Linked DNA regions of Homo sapiens: region 2 is linked to region 1. A link is a loop called in an ENCODE intact Hi-C map of the cell type or tissue named here. Cell type or tissue: heart left ventricle. All regions are shown on one strand. Each heading gives the region's core, and the rest is flanking DNA. Links, peaks and the distances in the headings are about the cores only.

Region 1 (10,499 bases), core at 5,500-10,499:
AAATTAGCTGGGTGTGGTGGCAAGCCCTGTGGTCCCAGGTACTTGGGAGGCTGAGGTGGGAGGATCACTTGAGCCTGGGAGACAGAGGTTGCAGAAAACTGAGATCAGATCATGCCACTGCACTCCCACTTGGGTGACAGAGCAAGACCGTGTCTCAAAAAAAAAAAAAAAAAAAAGAAGAAGAAGAAAAAGCCTTTTGTTTTCTAGGACATTGCTGTCCAATAGAAATATACTGGAAGCCAGCCGGGCACAGTGGCTCATGCCTGTAATCCCAGCACTTTGGGAGGCCGAGGTGGGCGGATCATGAGGTCAGGAGATGGAGACCATCCTGGCCAACATGGTGAAACCCCGCCTCTACCAAAAATACAAAAAATTAGCCGGGTGTGGAGGCGCACGCCTGTAGTCCCAGCTACCAGGGAGCCTGAGGCAGGGGAATCGCTTGAACCCAGGAGGCGGAGCTTGCAGTGAGCCAAGATCACGCCACTGCACTCCAGCCTGGTGACAGAGCAAGACTCCGTCTCACAAAAAAATAGAAAGAAAAAAGAAAAAGAACAAAGAAATATACTGGAAGCCACACATGTAATTTTATTTTTTGAATGGTCACATTACAAAAAGTGAGGAAACAAATAAAATTAATTTTAATAATAGATTACATTTAACTGAATATATGCAAAATATTTATTAATGAGGCATTTTGCATTTAACCTGTTATTCGAAAACCAGTGCGTATTTCATCTGCAGCACATCTCAATTAGGACTAGCCACAGTTTAAGTGTTCAATAGCCACATGTAGCTAGTGGCTGCCAAATTGGACAGGACAGTTCTAGGAAGTGCTAAACAAGCAAATAAGATTATTTTGTATAGGAATATGATCTATGAAGAAAATAAAATAATATTGTGGAATCAAGAGTGAATGGGAGTTATTTTAATAAAGCCTTTTATTTTATTGTAACACAAGATTTACCCTCAACAAATTTTTAAGCATATAATACATTCTTGTTGATCATAGGTACAATGTTCTGCTGCAGGTTCCTGGAACTTATTCATCTGACATAATTGAAACTTTGCACCTGTCGATGAGTAACCCTTCATTTCCTCCTCCTCCCAGCCCCTGGCAACCGCCGTTCCATTCTTTGATTCTAGAGAATTTGACTATTTCGGATACCTTGTATAAGTGGAATTATGCAGTATTTGTCCTTTTGTGGTTGGCTTATTTCACTTAGCATAATGTCCTCAAAGTTCATCCATATTGTCACATATTGCAGAAATTCCTTCTTCTTCTTTTTTTTTTTTTTTTTTTTGAGACAGAGTCTTGCTCTGTCACCCAGGCTGGAGTGCAGTGGCGTGGTCTCAGCTCACTGCAACCTCCACCTCCCAGGCTCAAGTGATTCTCCTGCCTCGGCCTCCTGAGTAGATGGGATTACAGGCACGTGTCACATGCCTGGCTTATTTTTGTATTTTCGGTAGAGACCAGACCAGGTTTCACCATGTTGGCCAGGCTGGTCTTGAACTCCTGACCTCAAGTGATCTGCCCACCTCGGCCTCCCAAAGTGCTGGGACTGCAGGCGTGGGCCACCCCAGTGGCCTAAATTTCCTTCTTTTTAATGGCTGAATAGTAATGGTCTTTTTTTGAGAAGGTAGTATTGAGATGATCTAATAGGTGAGAAGTAGCTTGCTATGCTGAAATGGGATGTAATGAGGGCTCCAGGCCTCAGGAATCATCATAGCAAAGTCCCTTGGAAAGAATGAATTTGGTGCATTATAGAAATGGAATGAAGGTGGCTTTAGCAGAGGGAGAGCTTGTATGTGTGTGCAGTGGGTGGGGATAGGGGTGAGGGGTGGACTAGGTGGGTAGAGTGATAGGGGACCAAGAAGGAGAAGTAAACAGGCACCAAATTATGAAGGGTTTTTCGGGCATTGTAAAGACTAGGGTCGGCTGGGCCCCGTGGCTCACGCCTGTAATCCCAGCACTTTGGGAGGCCGAGGCGGATGGATCTTGAGGTCAGGAGTTGGAGACCAGCCTGGCCAATATAGTGAAACCCTGTCTCTATTAAAAATACAAAAAAAAATTAGCCGGGCATGGTGACAGGCACCTGTAATCCCAGCTACTTGGGTGGCTGAGGCAGGAGAATTGCTTGAACGTGGGAAGCGGAGGTTGCAGTGAACCAAGATTGCGCCATTGCACTCCAGCCTGGGTGAGAGTGTGAGGTTCCGTCTCAAAAAAAAAAAAAAAAAGACTAGGGCAATGATGTTGGTTTATACATATAATCACACTAGTTTCTGGTGACCACTGCATTCATTTTTAAAGTATTCACATCCGCTTGTTTAATAATCAACTCTGGAATTTTGCTGCAGATTGATGTCTAGATTTTCAGTGTGAGGTTTTCAGAAGCTACCTCCCTTTCCCTTGTTCAAAGTTGGGGCATTGTCTTTTGGCATCTCTCTCTCTCCTCTTTTCTGTCATTTTCAATGACAGAAAACTGGAGTGATGCTGAGTTCACACCTTCAAGTTCCTCCAGTGCTCAAGGACGTTGTCCAAACGGGCCTGGGAACGTGAACACATTTTCAGTGAGTAAATTCTCTTTTACTAGATTGTCACATATCTTCACCTTCATTTCTCTTTTTATGGCATTTGTACTATTCTTTTCAGTTTGAAGATATCACTTCCTAAAGAAAGCAGAAGTACAATAGCATCTGAATTAATTTCACTTTCCACTGGTTGTTAAAAATATATCATTTTCCCTCCCTTCTCTTTTTTGCTCTGAACATACCAATCTTGGTTGAAATTTTTATATGAGTTTCAGCTCATGTAGTATATTGCTTTCTAAATATTGGTATTTATACTATCCCTTTGTCTTTTGTACTTTGGACAATTGATGGTGGTAATCACCTTCCTCCCAGATCCCCCAATATCAGGGCGTTTTTGACTCTTCAGTTCCCATATGTCCAAAATCTGGCAGTTCTTAGGTTAGCCATGACTCTCAATTGCGTGTTACAGAAATCCAGTCCAACTGATTTGAGCCAAAAGAAAATAGGCTGGCTCACATGATTGGAAAGGCTGTCTTTGTCTTTTTTTTTTCTTTTTTTTTTCATTCTTGAAAGGTTCTCTAGCTTGGCTACACTAGCCTAAAAAGGAAAAAACAAACAAACAAAAAAAACAAAAAAAGTCCCAGATAAAACTTTTATTTGCCCAGACTTAGGTTACATGCCTACTCCAAACCTGTCCTCATGGGGATATGGTGATCTCATTGGCCAGTGGTGATCACATTCACCACTCAAGCCACATGGCCTGTGAATGGTAAAGGTGGTCCCTCAAAGGAAGAGCAATCAGAATTCTGTATGAGAAGAGGTGTGGGGGGATGGATAATAGGTAAGTAGGAAATAGCAAAGGACCCTTAGAGTCTCATGTCTTATTGCTTCTTCCTTTACGGTGTCACTTGTACTTGTTCTCTTCTTCCCATTTCCCGGGGTTACATTTGATTTTTGCCTCGGTTGTTGAAAAAGCCCCTTCACTCATCTTTCAGCTTCTTCTCTGTTTTGCACAGCCGTGTTGCATGATTCATGGGGCACCATTTATATGAACATCTCTCTGAATGCACAGTGCAACACTGTGGACCAATTTTCTCCCCAACACCGTTCCTTCCCAGGCGATGCCCTCAGACTAAGCTTCCAAAGTGTAGTTCTAAACATACCAGAATCTGCAGAGGCTACCAGGCCAGAAAAAAGTCAGATCATTGTTCAGAGCAGGATCGAGAAACACCATATTTAAAGGGTGGGAGCTGGAATGAGATAGAACAATGAAAAGGGAATAGCGACATTGTATTGGATTAGCTGATGAAGGGAACAGGAGACAGACAGTATAAGAGACAGTTTCCTAAACACATGGAGCTTTTAATATGGTAAAGGGAGAGAACCGCACAAATATCCACTGTGTATACTAGTATGTGGGAGGAGCCACAGGAGGGGTGCTGCCCAAATTTCATAGACAACCTGTGGCTGGAACAATGAGGGACAGCATCGTCAGAGAGGTGGCATTCGAGCGGGTCTTTGGAGGACTGGTAGGGTTGTATTAGCTAAAAGGAGGTGAGGAGGTGGGCAAGCGTGGCACGGAGAATGGTTCGAACAAAGACATGGCAAGTTTGGTGGGAGGTCTGAGAGCGGTGAACAGTTCAGATCGGCTATTTCACAGGGCGGACTGTAAGACTAATTTTCGGCTAGATTGTGGAGGGTGTTGAATAGCATTGGAGTTTGAAGATGACGAAGATGGTTCAGGTTGCTAAAAAAGAAATACACCCCAAGGACAAACAGACATTTATCTGGTGGCTGGGAGGGCCATTTGCCCTTTATATGCTTTCAAGAGAGGGAGGAGCTGAGTGGCCTGCATTCCTGGGATCTGGCACTGGCAAGCCCCTTTTCCAACTGAGGCACAGCGGGCATCGTCCTGTCCTTAGCATGAGGTGTTGGGCCTGTCACCTTAGCAACCAGGATTCATGCCCCAGAACACATTTTAGCCACGGCCCCAGAGCCGTCCTGATACTGAATCTTGATTCTTGGCCCCATCTTGGCTCCCCAGCCAGGCTGTGCTCATTTGGGATTTTCTACTGTAACTGAGGCGTCCCCAGGGTCTCTCTGGGGTCTTGGAGCAGGCAGGGCGCAGAGTGTCAGGGAAATACAGTGGGTCCTATTTGCATGCTCCGTGTGCGGTATCATTTCCCAGCTGATCTGAAAGGTCAGTCAGCAGATCTTGTTTGTGAAAATAGAAAGGAACATAAGTTGCTGACTATTTCTTTCTTAATTCTTTCTCTTTCCCTTCTACCCTGGGACTGGGAGTTGGGTTATGCTTCTTGCCAGGAGCTTTCCTTCCTTGTCAACTGACTGCCTCTCTTTCTTCCCCTCTCAAAGGGACGCGATGGATTTCTTGGCTGGATTTCTGATAGTTTCTGAAAGGCCTTCACTTCTCTGCTGGCAGAGGCTGGCTTCAGTGTGACTTGTGCAACATGAGACAGTATGTATCAGGACTTCACCCCAAGGTGCCCTGGGGAACACACTCCAGCAGGGCATCCCTGCTGACCCCTCAGGGGTCCCTGGAATGGGGAAGAGGGGAGGGCAGGTGGTGGAGTTATAATACATGTGGGAGGCGTGGCCAGTATAGGTGGCTTCCCATTCCCCAGGACACCAGGCCATTTGGATAAAGTCACAGATGCCTCTTCTCTGGTCCAGACTAGTTCAGAAAGTGCTGGGCAATGAACAGATGCTCAGATGTCCTGTGGAGATGATTCATTTCTGTAAGACTTTTTTCCTACTCCTCAACTGCCTTTCAACAAGAGCTTCCTTCTTCTCCTTATGTTCTGTTGCTGGCAGCAGGGTTAGGAGTAGATCTTCTAAACCAAAATGCAGATGCCTCCAACCCAGCCTTCCAGCAGAACAGATATCAATCCTTTGATTGGAAACAACATTTCTGGGCTCTGGTTGCAAGAGAAACACCCCTCCATCCACTACCTCCACAATACACACATCTCTGTGAAGGAAGCTCACCACTTATTTGTAAAAAGGATGAACACTCTTCAAGTTAAGAGAGAATCAGGTGCTGTGGTGGACCACAAGCCTGAGAATACTCAGCAGTGCAACCCAGTTCCAATGACTGACATGCTTTATGGGACCTGTTTGAGTCAGTCAGACCCAGGTAATAAATCCCAGCTCACCCACTTGCCTGTGAGCCTGGGCATGTCATATTCAGAGCCTCAGTTTCTACATCTGTTCAATAGGACGCCAGCAGTACTCAACAGTGATGTTGGAAGAATTAGACAAGCCACGTGTGCAAAGCGTTTAGTGCAGAGTGTGACACACACTAAGCACTCAATAAGTGGTAGCTACAGGTGTTATTTAGGTGGTAGTTTTGCTATTAGTGTTTGGTACTGATTAATCAAAAGGAGGAAGATGGTCTCGAAGTGGGACCCCGTGTGCTCCCGACTGCTGTTGCTCCCACGAATAGGCCAGGCAGCTGTTACAAAATGGCATTTACATGGGAGCTAATTTAACACAATATTAATTTTTAAGATGCAGCTGGGTCATCTCCGGGCTCCAGGGCCTTCCTACTCACATCTGGCACACTGCCCCACAGAGCCAGTCTTCGCCGTGACTTCCAGATTGACCTCAGGAGGGTGTTTGTGGCTTAGCTATCAAAGGGTTGTTAATTTTACACACATACCACATTAACACACACTTTAAATGGTCTCATTAGTTTTTCTGCTGATATCCAGCTTTGAAATTATTGCTCTCACTGCAGAGCCCCCACAGACATGAGCTCTCATTATTTTTAGGGAGAATACCCACACACACCCATTAATCTAGGGCAGCTGCCATTTGGGCATTCTTTGTGGTTCAATTGGTCCATTATATTGGAGAAGTGGTAAGTCAGAAACCATCATATGCTGTTCAGTTGGGACAGATGCAAGTAGAGTAACTCAATTGCACAAATGCAGGAAAAGAGCTGGCTGCATACTTAGGTGAAAAGAATCAGGTGCTGTGGTGGACCACAAGCCTGAGAATAGTCAGCAGTGCAACTCAGGTCCAATGACTGACATTCTTTATGGGAAGCCTGTGGGCATCTGTTGCTTATCCTCAACCTGGCTAATACCCCAAAGAGGAAGCATTAGATGAAAGCGGGACTTAGTACATCTAACACAATTTCAAGGGAGGTTTTATTAAAGGCTAGCTCCTGGTATAGCTCTATAACAACCCCTTTAGCTCTGAGGGTCAGAATGTTACACTTTATTTACTTTCTCTACAAAGCTCAGAACCTTTACTTCTCAGGATTTCTTTTAAGATAAAAATTACCCTATCAAGTTTTGAAGTTGTGTATGGTGCTGTGTTGAGCCCCTTACAAAGAAGAAAGGGGTAGTGGGGCCAAGCACACACACAAGAAGGTCCTGCAGCCCTGGATGCTCACTCATCTCCACTGGCCATCAGAGGTGGACATCAGTGGGCTGGTGGTTAGAATTCTCTCTTGTGCCCTCCCCTGGCCCCTGTTCTACAGGCTATGGCTGGGCAGCCTGAAAAGTATTAGTCTTCCTCTCTTTCGGGCTGGTGCCTAGAAGCAATGGCCAGCTTCCAACGGGGCTAGAGTGATGGGGACTGAGGACACGGGACTATTTGTCAGACTCAGGCCTCCCATCAGAAATTGAGGAGGCTGGAGGTAAGTCTGCAACTTCACTACCGCAGTCATCCATAAAAAGGAACCCTTGGCTAACCATAATCCACCCCGCAGCCAGATGCTGTGCAGACTCTGTGTGTGTCTCACCAGCAAACTAAATAATAATAATAAACCTCAGTTGTGGGGACCTTCCGCAGGCAGCCCTAAAGCTGCTGGCTCTGGGCCAACACCATCCAGCAAAGTATCCAGGCAGGCACTTTGCAGAAGCAGTTTCTCTGCTGGGTATCATTTAGCAGCCATCCTCCCCTTGGACTGTAAGCTCCGTCAGACCAGGTCTTTCTCACCACATGAAGGCCCAGCATAGAGCTTAGTACCCAGTAGGCACTCAATAAGTATTTGGGCTACACATAAACACACTCCTGAATTAAGAGCTTTGAGCCGCATCATCCTCTCATGGCTGTGTGTGTTTAAAAATGAAAAAATATTTCTTCCAAATAACGAAGAAAAAAAATCAAGTTCAGAACATTATGTACTTTGTGATTCCAGTTCTGCACGAGAGAGGGAGCAAGACAGAGAAAGAGGTAGGGAGAGATAGTGAGGGATGGAGAGACTGTCAGAGGTGGGGAGACCCAGAGAAAGGCTGAACCCTGAAATATGAATAGTGGTTTTCATGGGATGGTAATCAGTTTATCTTTCTTGTTTTTCTATGTATTTTCTAAAAATGTTATATATGTGCATGTATTAGAAACATTTTTTATTAAAATTGTTAACAGATAAACACTCGGAAACCTGTGTTTTATTATGGCAACTTGGCAAATAAAATGTCCCCTTATTTACAGAGTCCCTTTCATCAGCTTCAGCCACCTTATTTATGTGCCCTCCTTTCCTCCCAGGGCTGTGATTTTTATTTTAACTTGAAGAACCAGGTTGCAGAGAGGGAAGAAAAACTCACAAAGCTCCCAGCAATCTAGAGGCTGATTTTTCCCAAGCAAGCAAGTCTCTTTGGGGAGGTGAGGAACGATTGTACTGAATGAAGAGGTGATCTAAGGTCAGCATTAAATAGATGTGTTGCTTTTCCCAGAGTCGGCTGAAAAGATCAAGTGACTTCCTCTACTGAAAAGTTACAATTCGATAATTAACAGAATTTCCTCACAGCTTTATAGGCTTCAACTCTTATTCTCTGAAGTGCTGACCTCATTGCCTCCTCTCCTCTCCAGGAAGCAGCAGTCAGAAATTGGAATTTCAGAGGGGCTGGCAGAGTTGCAATGTACCTGAGACACTAGGTACCAAGGGGAAGTAAGGGAGGGTGGGCGGCGGGAGTGGGGGCAGTGGTTGTTCTCTTTTCGCCTTAATTTCCAGGCATTTCAGAATTAAACTCATTGTTTAAATTCGGTAACTATCTAGTCTCAGATGCTTTTGCATACTACCCGGTTCCTGGTATATAATGTTTTATTCACTTGTTTCTTCTTAATGCAGTTTTATATTGTGATCTGCCTCACAAACGATTGTAATCTACCTTAAATGCCCTTTTGAGCTAGAGTGTAGTACAAATGCATCCATTCACTCATTTATTCTAGCTTAAGGTAAAGGCTAAGCTGCTATAACAAAAAGCGTAGCCCCTGTCTTTCTTACACACACTCCCAACGTGAATTGTCCAGGCTGGCGGCTGAGCATGGTCCAATGTGACCTGAGAGCATGTCTGTTTCAGCTTGTGGGAAGGTGAAAGAGAGGAAATCCAAGGCAGGCTGCTTATCTTTTTTTAAAAACAAAAAATTAATAAACCTTATTTTTTGGAGCTGCTTTAGGTTCACAGCGAAACTGAGCAGAAAGTACAGAGAGTATCCATGTGTCTGCTGCCCCCACATATGTTCAACCTCCCCCACTATCCACATCCCATTCCACAGTGGTGCATTTGTTACAATCACTGAACCTACATTGCCACATCATTATCACCCAGAGTTCATGGCTTATATTACGGCTCACTCTTGGTATTGTATATTCCATGGGTTTTGACAAATGTATAATGACATGTAGCCACCATTATAGTATGGTACAGAATAGTTTCACCAGCCTCAAAATCCTCTGTGCTGTGCCTATTCACCTTTCCCTGCCCCAACCCCTGATAATTCACTGTCGCCATAGTTTTGTTTTTTCCAGAATGCCATCTAGTTGGAATTATACAGTATGTAACTTTTCAGGCTGGCTTCTTTCACTTAGTAATATGTGTTTATGTTTCCTCCATGTCTTTTCATGGCTCATTTCTTTTTAGCACGGAAAAACAACAGCCTATTGTCTAGATGTAGCACAGTGTATTTATCCACTCACCAACCAAAGGACATTTTGGTTGCTTCTAAGTTTTGGCAATTCTGAATAAAGCTGCTATAAACATCTGTGTGCAGGTTTTCATGTGGACATTAAGTTTTCAATTCATTTAGGCAAATAACCAAGGAATGTGTTTGCTGGATTACATGGTAAGACTATGTTCAGTTTTGTAAGAAACTGCCAAACTGTCTTGTAAAGCAGCTGTACCATTTTGCATTCCCACCACCAATGAATGAGAGTTCCAGGTGCTCCACAACCTCATTAGCATCAGATATTATCACTGTTTTGGATTTTGACCGTTCTGATAGGCGTGTAGTGGTAACTCATTGTTTTAATTTGCAATTCTCTAATAATATATGATGTTCAACATCTTTTCTTTTTCTTTCTTTTTTTTTTTTTTTTTAAGACAGGGCTCAGCCTCGACCTCCTGGGCTCAAGCAATCCACTCAACTTAGCCTCTCAAGTAGCTAGGACTACAGGCATGTGCCAACACATCCAGATTTTTTTTTTTTTTTTTTTTTTTTTTTTTTTTTTGTAGAGATGAAGTCTCGCTCTGTTGCCTAGGCAGGTCTCAAACCCCTGGCCTCAAGCTATCCTCCCACCTCAGAATCCCAAAGCGCTGAGATTACAGGCATAAGCCACTGAGCCCAGCTGATATTGAACATCTTTTCATATGCTTACTTGTCATCTCTATATGTCCTTTAGTGATGTGTCCGTTCAGGTCTTTTGCTTATTTTTTAATTGAATTGATCATCTTCTAGTTGTTGAATTTTAAGAGTTCTTTGTATATTTGGATGAGTCCTTTATCAAATGTGTCGTTTGCAAACATTTTTCTCCCAGTCTGTGGCTTGCCTTCTCATTCTCTTGATATTGTCTTTCACAGAGCAGAAGTTTTTACATTTTAATGGAGTCAGATTATCAACTGTTTATTTCATGGATCATGCCTTTGGTGCTATATCCAAAAAGTCATTGCCATACCTAGGTCCACTTGAAAATAACATTATACTACTTCATGGGTAGTGCA
Region 2 (15,998 bases), core at 3,649-8,648, 82 kb before region 1:
CAAACGGAGAAATATTATTCAGCCTTGAAAAGAAAGGAAATCTGGTCAGGCATGGTGGCTCATGCCTGTAATCCCAACACTTTGGAAGGTCGAGGCAGGCAGATTGCTTGAAGCCAAGAGTTCGAGACCAGCCTGGGCAACATAGTGAGTCCCTGTCTCTATAAAATTTTAAAAAATTAGTCAGGCATGGTGGCACGTGCTTGTAGCCATAGCTACTCAGGAAGCTGAGGCAGGAGCATTGCTTGAGCACAAGATTTGGAAACTGAAGTGACCTATGATCATGCCACTGCACCCAGCCTGAGCAACCGAGCAAGACCCTGTCTCTAAAAAAAGAAAGGAAATCCTGTCACATGCTGCAACATGAATGAATCTTGACGACATTATGCTAAGTGAAATAAGCCAGTCACAGAAAGAACAAATACTATATGATTTCACTTATATGAGGTATCAAATGTAACTAAGTCCATAGAGACAGAAAGTAGTATGGTGGTTGCCAGAGGCTGGAGGCAGAAGGAATAGAGTTGTTGTTTAACGGGTATAGTTTCAGTTTTGCAAGATGAAAACATTTTGGAGACTGCACAATGTGAATATACTTAACACTGCTGAACTCTACACTTAAAAGGGGTTAAGATGGTAAACTTTATATTATGTATATTTTAGCACCGTTAAAAAAACTTATTATTGGAAAATAATGACTTCTTAAATCAAGATTAATAGCATGTAACCCACACACTACTTTGTTTGAAAAAAAAAAAGATCAAGAATAATGACATAAGTGTATGTACATATTAATAAAAACTGCCTAAGCCAAAAAATATCAAGTATCTCTTACGTAAGCCATTTCACCCCTAAGCAGCTTGAGATATAATATCTGCAGGTGGCAAATTCTGCTATCAGGGACACAATTTAGGAAAAATGGGAAAGCATCCATCATTCTTTCAAAGTTTCTCAACTACCAAAAATCTTATCCATTCCATTCAACCAAACAGCATGTATTGACCCTTGACTACATTTATAGCAATATGCTAGGTACCATGGACATATACAGACAGATAAGACACCCACCAAAACTTCTCTCTCCCCTTTCCCTCTCTCTGAGTCAAAAATCTCTTCCTTCCCTTTGATCTTTGCCTAATTTTCTCTTTGCCACGCCTAAGATATGGTTTCTTTGCTCATACAGTCTTGGTCCATGTTTCTCTGAGCCTCTGAGACCTGGAAAATTGATATTGGCTGGTTGTTGGTAGAACTATTTGCTCTTCTTGAGTGTCATTTTTCCTTGCTACCATCCTTAGTAGGCTGCAGGCTAACCCTTCATTTCCTTTTAGGTGCTGCTTCAATTCCTCTTGCCTCTGATAATTCTCAAAGAAGACCTACAATATATTCAGGCCACTGCCCAATTTTAGAGACATTTCCACCCTAGTTGTCATGGTCAATGTCTGAGCTTTAATGCTTCCTCCTGAGCCGTGGTTCATCCAGCTAAGTCATGCTTAATGATAATTAGAAAAGAGGTGACCGACAGGGGGATTTGAGTCCATGGCTTAGTCATCAGGGAGAGATATTTTTTACTGCTAACTCATATGACAAATCTGTGAAGCACTGTTGGCTACCGTAATTTATTTTATTGAAGTAAGAGGTTGTGTTTTTTCTAACTTTTCAGTTGAGCTTACTGACCTGTATAAAGTCAGCAAAATCAGGTAATTTTGTGTACGCATCTTTGTAGAATCTACACTAAATACTGGCAATTGAGATGAAGTGGATACAGTTGGTGTTCTTTAAATATTTACATCCCAAAGCTGATACAATCACAAAACAGTTCACCACAATGCCATGAAATATTGTATGCTCATGGATTATAATGACTGATTAATTCACAATTGCTTCCCAGGTAAGTTTTAGAAACTAAGCACCAAGGCTCCCCTCTTTGCAGACCTACTGGCCTACCCTGGAATTGCCAGGTGCTCAGCCACTGATCACAATAACAGTGAGAACATTCAGTAGCACCTTCCTAAGTCTTTGGCTTAGTTTTCCAACTGTTGTACTCTGGACTCCCCTCTTTAGTGACTGGTAACTTGGCGTTTTAATTCAATATTAGGCTTCAGATGGCTATAATGTGTTAAGTAACTCTTTTTCACAATGCACATTTATTGAGTTCTCTCTTAATATTCATCAGACATTCCTTAAGAGGCCTCTCAATGGCATGGAAAGGCAATCTGGTTTTGCAGCACATATCTGCACACATCTGTCCATTCCTCAGGAGAACTATAACCACAGCCTGAGTCCCTCCATTTTTCCATATTGCCTTTGGGAGCAAATTTTAAAAACTTAATCCTGCATTTGATAGGTCACTAGCATTTATCTGAGTAACAAGGCCAGTTTCCTGCTGTGCTAAACCTTTCAAAATCATACAAAGCTTCACCTGTATGTTCCTAATCCCACTTCCACATCCTGGCATGGAGTTTGATGTCATAGCCACATTGCATGGGTTTATCCTGCAGAGTGCAAGAGGAAAATCATTCTGGATTTTAGAGAAGAAAATCCAAGACAAGAAACAGAGGTAGCAAGAGAGAGATGTCACTGGTGCACCACTAAAGAAAAACCTCAAGCTGCCAACGTCAGCTCTACAGAGAAATGGGGACTGAAACCAAAGAGAGGGATTTCAGACCTGTGTCAGCTGAAATCTAAAATGCAGTCATTCATTTAGACAATAGCTAGGAAGTTATTTTTATGTATCAGTGACTTTGAAAATGCAATATCAATCATGGTGTTATTTCTCTTGGACCTGGGGCGAAAGGACTCAAGTGGAAGGTTCCCATTACCACAGCGGTATTTCAGGGAGTGAGGAATTTGGGAGGGAGGAAAAACAGTATGTCCCTCATCTGGGGATTTTCTCTCCTCATAACTGATCTTTTAAAATCCTTTATGTAGGGATTTTGCAAACTGACTATGAAAAGGAAAGCCCCACTATCTCTTACTGTGCCATCAACTCACACTGTAAAAGGAGCAAAAAGTGTTTTAAAAGCCAATTTGACCAGAGCTGACTTATTTTACTTTGTTTATCGACAGATGTCAATATCTTTATATTTCTTATCTCCCCAGTGGACTGTAAGCTTCGGGAAAGGCAATAGCTCTGGAATAGTTACTGCGCTACTGGAGTAGTGCCCATCAGACTGTGTGTAAATGAGACTTGGCTGTCAGTCACCCTGGGAGGCGATGCACATTCATTCTCAGGATGCTGCTATTGCTCAACTGATTTTTAGAACTCTGAGAGGGAAGAATTTTCTAACCCTTTCCATTTGCCTTTAGAATTGGTTCATATGTCACCCCAAAATCAATTTTTTATACTTTATAATCATCATATTCCTTTTTTTTTTTGAGATAGAGTCTTGCTTTATTGCCCAGGCTGGAGTGCAGTGGCGCGATGTGGGCTCACTGCAACCTCCGCCTCCTGGGTTCAAGCGATTCACCTGCCTCATTCTCCCAAGTAGCTGGGATTACAGGCATGAGCCACCATGCCTGGCTAATTTTTGTATTTTTAGTAGAGACTGGGTTTCACTATGTTGGCCAAGTTGATCTCAAACTCCTGACCTCAAGTGATCTGCCCGCCTTGGCCTCCCAAAATGCTGGAATTACACGAGTGAGCCATGTCTAGCCACATTTCATTTTTCAAAAAAGCTTTATTGAGGTATAATTTACATATAATAAAATGCACTCACTTTAAGTGTACGATTAGATGATTTTTAGTAAAGTCACAAGTATGCAACCCTCACCACAATCCAATTTTAGAACACCTCCATCGCCTATTCCCATCCCTAGCCCCGGGCAACCACTAGTCTACTTTCTGTCTGCATAGATTTGCCTTTTCTGGATACCTCGTATAAATGGAATCCTATCATATATGATCTTTTGCGACTGGCTTATTTTGCTTAGCATAATGTTTTCAAGGTTCATCCATGTTGTAGTGATGCAGATGCACCCCAAAACTGGAGCTTAGCTTGGTGGGTTCTTGGTTTCACTCAGAAAAGAATTCAAGAATCAGCTGACAGTGAAAGAAAGCAAGTTTATTAGAGCAACAGTGTACATCACAATGGCTGCTCCATAGAGCAGGGCTAACCCATAGGCAGAGCAGGGCTAACCCGTAGGCAGAGCAGGGCTAACCCGTAGACAGAGTGGCCCAGAGCAGCAGTGTACAGCAAGGTGGCCACTCCATAGGCAGAGCAGTGCTGTCCCATAAACAGAGCAGCCTAGAGCAGCAGCAGCAGCTGCAGTCCCAAGCAGGAGCAACAGCTGCCACAGCTGTCACAGATTGCTGGCCAGCTATATTTTTGCCTACTCTTAACTAAGTGCTAATTATGGGATTATTCAGAATTTTCTCGAAAAGGGGCGGGGAAGTTCCTGGAACCATGTAAGGCAACTTCCCACTCGTTACCATGGCATTTGTAAACTGTCTTGGCACTAGTGGGAGTGTCTTTATGCTAAGGAGCAGTGAGGGCAACTAGAGGTTGCTTTCGTCACCATCTGCTGGTTTCCGCCAGTTCCTCTGCTACATCCTGTTTTGATCAGAAGGGTCTGATTGGAAAACAAGTCCATCTACCTCAGTAGCATGTATGAGTACCTCATTTCTTTTTAGGGCTGAATAATATTCCATTGTATGGATATTATCACATTTTGCATAGGCATGGACATTGGAGTTGTTTCCAGTTCAGGGTTATTATGAATAAAACTACTCTGAATATTCACATATGTTTTTGTGTGGACTTATTTTTTTAAAATCAGAAAATATATTCCTCAATTTTATCTTGCCTCTACTCTCAGTGGCTTCGCAACATTGAACATATTCAAAAGAATGAACCATAGGCTCTGAGGTGATGCCCAAAGAAAAGATGTTCTAAAAATACTTTCTACGCAGATAACACCATTGGATTAAGAATATTATCTCCTGAAGGCCGGGTGTGGTGGCTCACGCCTGTAATCCCAGCACTTTGGGAAGCCGAGGTGGGAGAATCACAAGGTCAGGAGTTCGAGACAAGCTTGACCAACAGGGTGAAATTCCGTCTCTACTAAAAATACGAAAATTAACCAGGCGTGGTGGTGTGTGCCTGTAATCCCAGCTAGGAGAATCACTTGAACCCGGGAGGAGGGGTTGCAGTGAGCTGAAATTGCACCACTGCACTCCAGCCTGGGCAATAGAGTAAGACTCCATCTCAGAAAAAAAAAAAAAAAAAAGAGTATTATCTCCTGAAATAATTGTTCTAAAGATGACAATACTCATTTGATATATAAACATAGGTGTATTGTTTGTAAATAGTTAATCTCATGTGTACAACTTAATTACAGCACGCTTGTGAATCTGCAACAGTTTAGCACAGTATTTTGCAGATAGAAGCTGCTTGATAAATATTTGCTGACTGAGTTTTTAAATGCCCATAGTGGTTCCTCTTGGAAAGTAAAATATCAAAAGTTTCAATGTTTAACAGCCTTTTCCCATTTTGTATAAACAAAGCCAAAGCCCTCCGAGAGAACATGACAAGCTATCCAAAGAGCTCCAAGTCACAATTATCTATCAGACAGCCTTATTGATCTTCCTTCAACTTGAGAGGCCTCAGGCAAAGCAATTGCTCTGTAGGCTTGGAGGGGCAGGAAGCATTTGTGTGGGGCCTGTGGGAGCATTGGTTTCACCACTGAATTATGCCTCCATGAGAAACAGCCAGAGGAGCCCAGCTCTTCTCGGCAAGGGCCCTGCCCCTTGCTGGCACGTTTTCTTAGAAGTTGACTGGCCCGGATCCAACATTGGCTAACTTCCTCTCGGTTGCTCCCTTGCACACTGTTCCAAGCCTGTGTGGTCAGATTTGGGCTGTTAACTCAACAGACTCCAACCACAAGGAAACTAGAACCACCCGGTGTCCCCTCTTGCTGACATTCTAGCCACCTTGTTGGCTCTGGGCAGCTGTGAATGCATCTGGGCCTGTGGTCTGTGGGCTCTGAGGCAGCACTCAATGAAATCCCATCTTTAATTGGACAAATGAAGTGTCCTCCTCTGGGTTTCCCCAGTGCTCAAGAAAACAGTGTATGAGAAATGTAGCCAGCGTGTCCACCCACAGCATGAGCTCTTGTGTGCCTCTTCCTTAGAATGGCCGCCCAGGCAGTAGGACCACAGCCCCCAGCACAGGAGAACCCTTCATCCAGGTGTTCAATGCCTCAATAGTTTTCCACTGTCATGTAATCATAAGTTGATTCTGTTTTAATTTTCAAAGCACTTTTTCAAATAGATATCAAGTCACTATTAGCACAGATTTTATAACATTTTAAAATGTATTTAAATAATTATAATTATTTCCCATCACAAAATATTAAATTGCATTCTTACTAGATATCAATTAAAAAATCAATGCACTCAACATTTTCTTGTTTCTTCATTACTTGTTTATCTCCCTTAAAAAAAACTATCAGGCCAGGCGTGGTGGCTCATCCCTGTAATCCCAGAACTTTGGGAGGCCAAGGCGGGTGGATCACCTGAGGTCAGGAGTTCGAGACCAGCCTGGCCGATATGGTGAAACCCTGTCTCTACTAAAAATACAAAAATTAGCCAGGTGTAGTGGCACACGCCTGTAATTCCAGCTACTTGGGAGGCATGAGAATTGCTTGAACCCAGGAGGCGGAGGTTGCAGTGAGCCAAGATCATGCCTTGGCACTCCATCCTGGGCAACAGACCAAGACTCCATCTCAAAAAAGAAAAAAAAAGTATATATATTACTCATTAGCCAATTAAAATTTTTTTCTAGCATTGCTGCTGTCTTAACAACTCTATTCTTAGAATATTAGAGTGCTCTCTACACCTTCCTTTTTTTTTTTTTTTTTTAAATAATAATCCCTAGAAGGCCAGGCACAGTGGCTCATGCCTATAATCCCAGCACTTTGGGAAGCTGAAGTGGGAGGATTGCTTGAGGCAAGGAGTTTGAGACCAGCTTGGGCAACATAGCAAGACCCCATCTAAAGAAATAAATGTGCAATAACTGAATAAAATATTTAGTGTTTGTCTTTGACTTTGTGGCTCACTCTCTGCAGGGCACCTTTATGTTTGTTTGCCTATGTCCACACCTTCACCTCTCTCCTGGTGATACTCTGCTCCCTCCTCTGTCCGTGTGATCTGGGTGATTCTTTCCTCTTCTTACCCAACTATGACTTCCCCACCCAGGAATTGGCAGTGACCCAATTTGACTAATCAGAGCCCTTTTCCAGCTGGAACTGAAGGGGGAGAGGGCTTTTTGCTCTGGGATGAAAATATTCTGTTATTTGTTTAAGAAAGTCCCAAATGGGTTTTATCACTTGCAACAGAAAGCCTTGACTTACATACTTACCTTTCCCTACAATCCTGGTCACAGTCTTTCCAGTCCTGGAACTTTATTACTGACTATTTTTTTTGAGTCAGGGTCTTTCTCTGTTGCCCAGGCTGGAGTGCAGTGGTGCGATCTCAGTTCACTGCAGCCTTGACCTCCCGGGCTCAAGCTATCCTCTTGCCTCAGACTCCTGAGTAGCTAGGACCACAGGTGTGTGCCATCACATCCAGCTAATTTTTTTAAAATTACGAAATTTTTAAGGTGGTACTCACTTATTCTCCCCATATTTCCCAGGCTAGTCTCAAACTCCTGGGCTCAAGCAATCCTCCTGCCTCAGCCTCTCAAAGTGCTGGGATTATAATTACTGATTTTTTTACTTAGCACATTTTTAAACTGTCATGATACTTTTGCTTTGTTTTCTTTTCATTTTATAACCTAATGATTTTTAGTGGCTCTGAGGATCACCACAGATGAGAGATAAGAATAGGAAGGTGTTTAGAAACTCCATCACTGTGGGACATTGTAGAGAACTGGGTGTTCAACTAGGAAAAAGAACAAAACAGCCTAGAGGAAGGGGTGGTAGATATAAAGCTAGTTGCAATTATCCGAAAAGCTTTTAGGTGGAGAGAGTTATTGTTTGTCATCCTGTAGGGCCATTGATTGCTGTAGTTGGAATTTATGGAGAGGCTGACTTCTGTTCTTTATAAAGAGAATATACTTTCTAATAACCAAGGTGTCCCAAAAATGAAACAGGCCTCCACTCAAAAATTAAGAATCCCAGGACTTAGATGTTATCTTTTTAAGGACTCCTGGGCTAGGAATGTAACCTCAAAGATCCTTTTAGTTCTTCAAAGTCTGCGATGTTGAGATGGAGATGAAGGTGAAAATGTTGCTGGTGAGAGAGCTCAGGAATTCTGCCTACGGTTCGAACCAGCCTCTGTCTTATATAGAAACAGGTCCAGATCCCATATCCTGCCATGATCATTAATTTCTCTGACCTCATTCTCTTTCAGTGTTGCCTGTTATAATTTTTATTTGGTATAATAGCAATGTAAGATACCTGGAAAAGGATACCTAAATAATTTAAGTGGTAGCTGGAGGAACTTGCATCTCTGGATCTTGGTATTCTTATGTGTAAAATGGGGAACTTGGACTATCTCAGAAGTCTCCAGGCTTTCCTAGTAGAAATTGAGAAGTAATCCGCAAAGATGGACGGGTGAGAAGATGCAACCTCCAGTGTTCCACATGCAATGCTTTCCAGCTGCCTCCAGACATTGGAATTGTCTTACTGCAGGAGAGGTACATGGAGGGAAGGAAGGCTGAACATGAGGAGATGTACACAGAACTGATTATATAATTTGCAGGGCCCCTTGTTCAAAATAATAAGAATTTCAAGACTGCAATAGTAGAACATTGAACCAAGCATGGGTCCTTGTAAGTGTGGGGCCCCAGGCAACTGCACTAGTTGTTCCTTTATGAAGCCATCCTGAATATGTTACAGGCCAAGAGGCTGTGGCTCCCCATGTAATGAAAATTAACATAAGGCCAAGCAGGTTTCCTGGACAAGGATTCTATTTTGGGGCTTGTGCTAGAGCACAAGAGAGACAGCCAAAGGGAGATAGCAGAGGCAAAAGGATTCTCCAGCTGGCTCTCTGAAAAAAAGCTGTTAGGGATTATTATTATTATTATTATTATTATTATTATTATTATTATTATTATTATTATTATTTTGCCTTGAGATGGAGTCTCACTCTGTCACCCAGGCTGGAGTGCAGTGGAACGATCTCGGCTCACTGCAACCTCTGCCTCCCAGGTTCAAGCAATTCTCCTGCCTCACCCTCTTGAATAGCTGGGACTACAGGAGTGTGCCACCATCCATGGCTAATTTTTGTGTTTTCAGTAGAGGTGGGTTCACCATATTGGCCAGGCTGGTCTCAAACTCCTGACCTCCTGATCTGCCCACCTCGGCCTCCCAAAGTGCTGGAATTACAGGCGTGAGGTCAGGAGTTTGAGACCAGCCTAGCCAACATGGTGAAACCCCATCTCTACTAAAAATACAAAAATTAGCCGGGCATGGTGGTGCACACCTGTAGTCCCAGCTACTTGGGAGGCTGAGGCAGGAGGATCACTTGAACGTGGGAAGTGGAGGTTGCAGTGAGCTGGGATCATGCCACTGCACTGAGATCGTGCCACTGCACTCCAGCCTGGGTGACAGAGCAAGACCCTGTCTCAAAAAAACAATAAAAATAAAAATGAAAAAGTTAAAGAAAAAAAAGGAAGGTGGGATAACTTTGCTTGCTGAATCTTCTGGCTTCCTTCTTTCTCCCATGCTGGATGCCACCTTCCGCTCCTCCTGCCCTTGGACATCAGACTCCAGGTTCTTCAGCCTTTGGACTCTGGGACTTGCGCCCGTGGCTTTCCGGGGTCTCTTGGCCTTTGGCCACAGACTGAAGGCTGCATTGTTGGCTTCCTGGTTTTTGAGGCTTTCAGACTCAGACTGAGCCACTACCAGCTTCTCTCTTCCCCAGCTCACAAACGACCTATCATGGGTTTTCATGATTGTAATTGTGTGAGCCAATTCTCCCTAATAAACTCTGCCTTATATATATACACATGTATCCTATTGGTTCTGCCCCTGTGGAGAACACTGACTAGTACGGTGGAATGCAAGAAAGAATGCCGTAGTAGGGGTGAGCTGAAGCCAAGCTCCATCCCTACCCTGTCTCATGACAACACCCTGTATCAACTGGACCAGTTTAAAACAACTCATTTGAGGCTCCTTGTCTAGATGATTTCAAAACTCTCTTTTGGCTATAATAGAAGATACTTCAATCAATAAATCAATTAAAAGCTTTGCTGATCATCTATATATTAAAAAAAGTTGTGATTCTATGAGTAAGTAATAGAAAAAAACACATAAATGCAGAATTACTAAATATCTCTGAATCCTCCAGAACTGGGGGGGATTCTGGGATGATTGTGGCTTTGACTCATTATCACAATCTGTTTCAAAGAGGCCTGCCAAATAAGGAGATTTGCCTGCACTTTTTTTTTCTTTTTTGAGATAGGGTCTCACTCTGTCACCTAGGCTGGAGTACAGTGGTGAGATCTCGGCTCACTGCAAACTCTGCCTCCCAGTTTCAAGTGATTCTCCTGCCTCAGACTCCCAAGTAGCTGGGATTACAGGTGCACACCACCACGCCTGGCTAATTTTTGTAGTTTTACTAAAGAGAGGGTTTCACCCTGTTGGTCAGACTGGTCTCAAACTCCTGACTTCAAGTGATCCACCTGCCTCAGCCTCCCAAAATGCTGGGATTACAGGCGTGGGCCACCACGCCAAGCTGCCTGCACTTTTTAAACAGACATTTTATCCCCATTATCCCCATTTGTCTTTATTCAGAATCACACACATCCATTTACCCTTTCCTCTGGGATTGGGGTCAATGAACCACACTTCTCTTATTCATTTCGCAACTATTTACCACACTGGAAATATGTTAAGTGCCCCACAGTGTGCTAAGTTCTGTAAGGTACTGGGAGCCAGGCCCCAGCCAGAGATGACTGGTTAGGGAAGGGGAAGAGTTGGCTAAAGGCAGGGAATATCATGAGCCAAGGCGTTAAGGTCAAAATCTTAAACTGGGAAATGGCAAGGAATCCAGTGTGGCTAGAGTATAAGGTGTATATGAGGGAAAATGTAGGAGGTGAATATGGCAAGGGAGTTTGGAGCCAATAGTGGAGGCTTGTGAATGCCATAATAGTTAGTCCTTGAGCCTATGAATAAAAAGGAGTTTTTGAGCAGAGAAGTGCCAAGTTCAGAGCTGCCCTTATAGGGAGTTAATTTGTCAGTCACATCCAGCACTAAAAAGTGGTAGCTATTATTATTATCATATAATTATGTAATCATTAGGACATTTATTTAGAAAAAGTAACCAAGAACAATGTACAGCAATGCCATTTCCCTACAGCGTCCTCCATGTGGAGCATTATCAACTCTTCTTGTCTGTCTCTCCATTTAGTGAGGCCTTTCTTAATTTCTCAGTGTGGAGGTCTTGCTCATCATTCATTAAATTCATACCCATGGATTTTTTTACACTGTTTTATATATATATTACTTTAAAAATCATTTTCAATTTTTCATTATTAATACGTAGAAATGTAATTGATTTTTATGTTAAAATTCTATCCTATAAGCTTTGAAAGAAATAAAAATATTTTACCTCCAAATATTTCTTTGACATATTTTGAGATGGCTGTCAGAGGGCCAGCAAACAGAAGTGGCCCTGTAAAGCTGTCTTATTCCTTCCCATCAAAGAATAAAGGTTTTTGCTTTTTGAAATCTTTGAATCATCACTTTGGCTACATGAATCACTATTATTTCACAGTGAGCTGTGATCCTATTTTGAGCAAGTGTTTTAAACCTTTAGTATCTGACAAACTTTCCAAAATCAAAATTTCAGATTTGAAATTTTCAGGGAGATTTGCATCTGCAGAGAATCTGCATTGATGCAGCCAGGCCTTCCTTTGCCCAGATCTAGGAAAGATTCACTGAGAGACTGACATCTTTAAAGGTCTGAAAAGAAGCATTACCATCTATTCTCTCTGAAGACTGCTACCTGTGAGGTTTCATCTCCATACAAGACAACCTTTGGTGGCCAGGCCTCTTCTTCTTTCCTTCCCAGGACTTCTCTTGCCACCATCACCTTTTTTTTTTTTTTTTTTTTTTGAGACAGAGTCTTGCTCTGTTGCCCAAGCTGGAGTGCGGTGGCACGATCTTGGCTCACTGCAACCTCTGCCTCCGAGGTTCAAACGATCCTCCTGCCTCAGTTCCCCTAGTAGCTGGGATTACAGGCACGCACCACCATGCCCGGCTAATTTTTGTATTTTTAGTAGAGATGAGTTTTTGCCATGTTGGCCAGGCTGGTCTCGAACTCCTGACCTCAGGTGATCCACCCACTTCCGCCTCCCAAACTGCTGGTATTACAGACGTGAGTCACCGTGCCTGGCCACCATCACCATATTTACCATCATAACCTGCTTTGGGTCATGCTCTGAGCCGCATTCTCTCTAACCTCAAGATGGTATAGAAGCTTCTGCACCCCATTGGAGGATTGGGTCTTCATTCTGAAGGCTCCTATGTCATATAAAACTGTGATCAAATACATCTGTATGCCTTTTTTTCCTACTGTAATACTAGCCTTTTGTGAGTTGATTTTTCAGTGAAACTTCTGAGGGCAAAGGGGGAGTTTTTCCCAGGTTTGCCTCAAACTCCTGGGCTCAAGCAATCCTCTTGCCTCACATCCCAAAGTCCTGGGATTACAGGCATAAGCCACTGTGCCCAGCCTATAAAGTTTTATTAAAATTAGCTGTAACATTAATAATACACTGATACAAAGGTAGAATTAGGTTTTCTCTTTTGAACAAGATTTTTGTGTAGTATTAAGGGATAGTAAAATATTTTTTGGTGTACTTTTGCGTAAACTGAAAAAAAAAAAAGGTGGGGTAGAGGGAAGAGAGGGAGAGAGAGATTTTGTTTGCCTAATGGTTTCTATTAGGTCTTATGATTGTTTTGAAAGCTGTATTCCTTCCCATCAAAGAATAAAGGTTTTTGCTTTTTGAAATCTTTGAATCATCACTTTGGCTACATGAATCACTATTATTTCACAGTGAGCTGTGATCCTATTTTGAGCAAGTGTTTTAAACCTTTAATATCTGACAAACTTTCCAAAATCAAAATTTCAGATCTGAAATTCATTCTTTTTGACCTCAAACTAACTTTTTGAATGTTAGGGCCCCTAGACATCCAAGAGAGACATATTACGCTTATTTGGTATGTTAAAATCATATGGAAAGCATTATTAAATAAGAAATGGTGTTTAACTTTTGGAGGGTTATGTTTGTATAAATATGTTACTAATATGTGCTCCAAATTGTATGATTTCCTAAAATTCTGATGTGTCTTGGTATACATTATCAATAATAATTGGAATTATTATGTTCAATTGTTGCATGCCATAAAACAACGAAATGTTCTTGTCAATTGTGTCTGTATTTATGGCTAAAACTTTTGTCACTCATAGACAATTATTGTTTTACTTTGATTCTTCTTTTAAAAAAAGCAGTTTATAATGAACTACGGTCCAAAATTTGCTTTCTCTGAAAGAAATTCAGGGAAGGTCTCCTGAATACAGTTTTCTAACTTTGGATATCATACCATTGGACTAGGGAAAAAAACCTTCCAGGATTCTAATTAAAAAGCTGATGTGCTCATGAGGATTGCTAACCCAACATCAAGCAGAACAAGAGCTAATTACATGGGGCTGAACTAAGAAAGGACTAAAAAACTTTTTGTTTGATACATAGCTAATTCTTTTTATGTTTTGATTTCCAGAGTCAAAAAAAAACAAAAAAAAAACAAAAAAAAAAACAAAAAAAAACAAAAAAAACCCTTTTCTTTTGAGCTATTTATAGCTTACAAGAAATTGGGTAAAGTATACTTCGTGAGCAAAATTTGAAGCATTTATCTTTCTTTCTACCTGATATCTCCAGAATTTGGAAACTTTTTTGATTATTCTTAATTTAGGACAAGACAGCTATTTGCGTACATTCAATATGAATCTGTATTCTTTTGGAGGATTTGACTGGAATGGAATATTTTCAGATATGACCAGATTGCTTTGAGGAATTGAAGTTGACTTTATAGAGCTAATAAAAAACCCAGTTTCTTTGCAAGTTTCCTGACCTGTGTACCTTGACTGAAAAGGTACCTTTACAAGGTACACAGTTTCTTCACAAGGTTCCTGACCTGTGGTAAGTGACGAGTGTTACTTTCTGACGTGCCCAGGAACCTCAAGTTATTTTGGGACCTCAAGAAGAGAAGAATTTACCCAATTCATACAGGCATTGCAGACAGTCAATGATTAATGACAAATCCTTGCCTTGGTTTTATAGCCTCAAGGCTTTTAAAAGTCTAATCTGAGATTTCTTATGAAAATGTTTCCACAAAGCCAATTTGAGAAAAGCCTGTATGGTCAATCACTATTCTTGCTGCACTTTATGCAAATAACCAGGCCAAGTATAATAAGATAAAAACTTATTTTACAAATAAATTTGTCCTGCTATGATTTGTCTTTGGTAGAAATTTGCGGGACTGGGCCAGGTGTGATGGCTCACGCCTGTAATCCCAGCACTTTGGGAGGCCAAGGCGGGCGGATCACCTGAGGTCAGGAGTTCGAGACCAGTCTGGTTAACATGGCGAAACCCCATCACTACTAAAAATACAAAAATTAGCCGGGCGTGGTGGCACATGCCTGTAATCCCAGCTACAAAGGAGGCTGAGGCAGGAGAATCATTTTAACCCGGGAGGTGGAGGTTGCAGTTAGCTGAGATCGCACCATTGCACTCCAGCCTGGGCAACAGGAGTGAAACTCTGTCTCAAAAAAAAAAAAAAAAGAAATTTAGGGAACCGGAGAGAGAAAATTATGTTTCAAAGGAAAACTGTAGAACATCTGTTATTAGATTCTAGCCTTGTTCATTGTTTTTGAGATTTTATCATTTGCCTGCAACTTGTACTGGATCCTGAATTCTTTCCTGGCTACAAGTCTCCAAACTAATGTTGTCAAATTTTTATTTAATTTTTTTCTGACTTGGAATTACTAGAAATGCGTTGACAAACAACAACAACAAAAAAACTTTATAAAATATTTAAAGAGGCTTATCCTGACCCAATATGAGTGACCACAGCCCAGAGAACAGTCTCAAGAAATTCTGAGAAAGTGTGCCCAAGGCTGTCAGGTTATAGTTTTGTTTTATACATTTTAGGGAGACAGAAGTTACAGGCAAAAACATAAGTCAATGCATATAATGTGTACATTGGAGATGTCCCGGTAAGGTGGGACATCTCAAAGCAAGTGCTTACAGGTCACAGGTGGATTCAAAGATTTTCTGATTGGCAATTTGTTGAAAGAGTTCAGCTTTGTCTAAAGATTCGAAGTCAGTTGAAAGACATGCTTGAGTTCAGATAAGGGGGGTTGTGGAGGCCAAGGTTTTGTTATATAGATGAAGTCTCCATATAAAAATCTTTAGAGGGAATAGATGACAAATATCTCTTTTCAGAACTTAAAAGGTGTCAGAAAGTTAGTTAATCTTTCCTAGGTCCAGGAAAGTCCTGACTGTATTAACAGAGATTCTCTACAGATGTAAATTTCCCCCACAAAAGCTGGCTTTGCGGGGCCATTTAAAAATATGTCAGAGAAATATATTTTGGGGTAAAATATTTTGATTTCCTTCAGGATCGGCTGTCATGTGATGCTATGTTTGAGTCAGGTTGGAATCTGGTTATCTTCTTGCCACAAAGAGTCTATTCTGTCAATCTTATGATCTCTATTTTAATGTTAATGCTGGTCAGTCTTGCCTAAACTCCAAAAGGGAAGGGGCATAATGAGGCATGTCTGACCTCCCTTCCCATCATGGCCTGAAATTTAGTTTTATAGGTTTCTTTGGAATCCGCCCCCGGCCAAGAGGGGGTCTGTTCAGTTGGTTGGGGGGCATAGGATATTATTTTCAATTTATAAATTAAAACTGTGTTTTTCTTAAAGTCCTTAAAATCGAAGCTAGACAACTTTAATAAACTTTGAGAGAAATAACATCAACTTATATATAAACAGA

The links. Peaks named below come from ENCODE experiments on the same cell type or tissue, not always from the same donor. Only the 100,000 strongest peaks of a DNase experiment are listed, where the experiment ranks them.
Region 2: it touches region 1 in a loop (2.1-fold over the local background); 19 of 110 quality-filtered maps call a loop at or near these places.

What each region holds. Positions count from the first base shown.
Region 1 is chr11:121,332,396-121,342,894 of GRCh38, reverse strand. No RefSeq gene overlaps it. Among named protein-coding and RNA genes, the nearest start is that of SC5D, 45 kb to the right of the region's middle. RefSeq lists an enhancer at 4,437-4,586 and a silencer at 5,167-5,256. In heart left ventricle, for the core only: no CTCF peak of the experiment used is centred there; no DNase peak of the experiment used is centred there.
Region 2 is chr11:121,407,218-121,423,215 of GRCh38, reverse strand. No RefSeq gene overlaps it. Among named protein-coding and RNA genes, the nearest start is that of SORL1, 37 kb to the left of the region's middle. RefSeq lists an enhancer at 15,452-15,953. In heart left ventricle, for the core only: no CTCF peak of the experiment used is centred there; a DNase peak (open chromatin) is centred at 5,765; H3K27ac peaks cover 1,130 bases.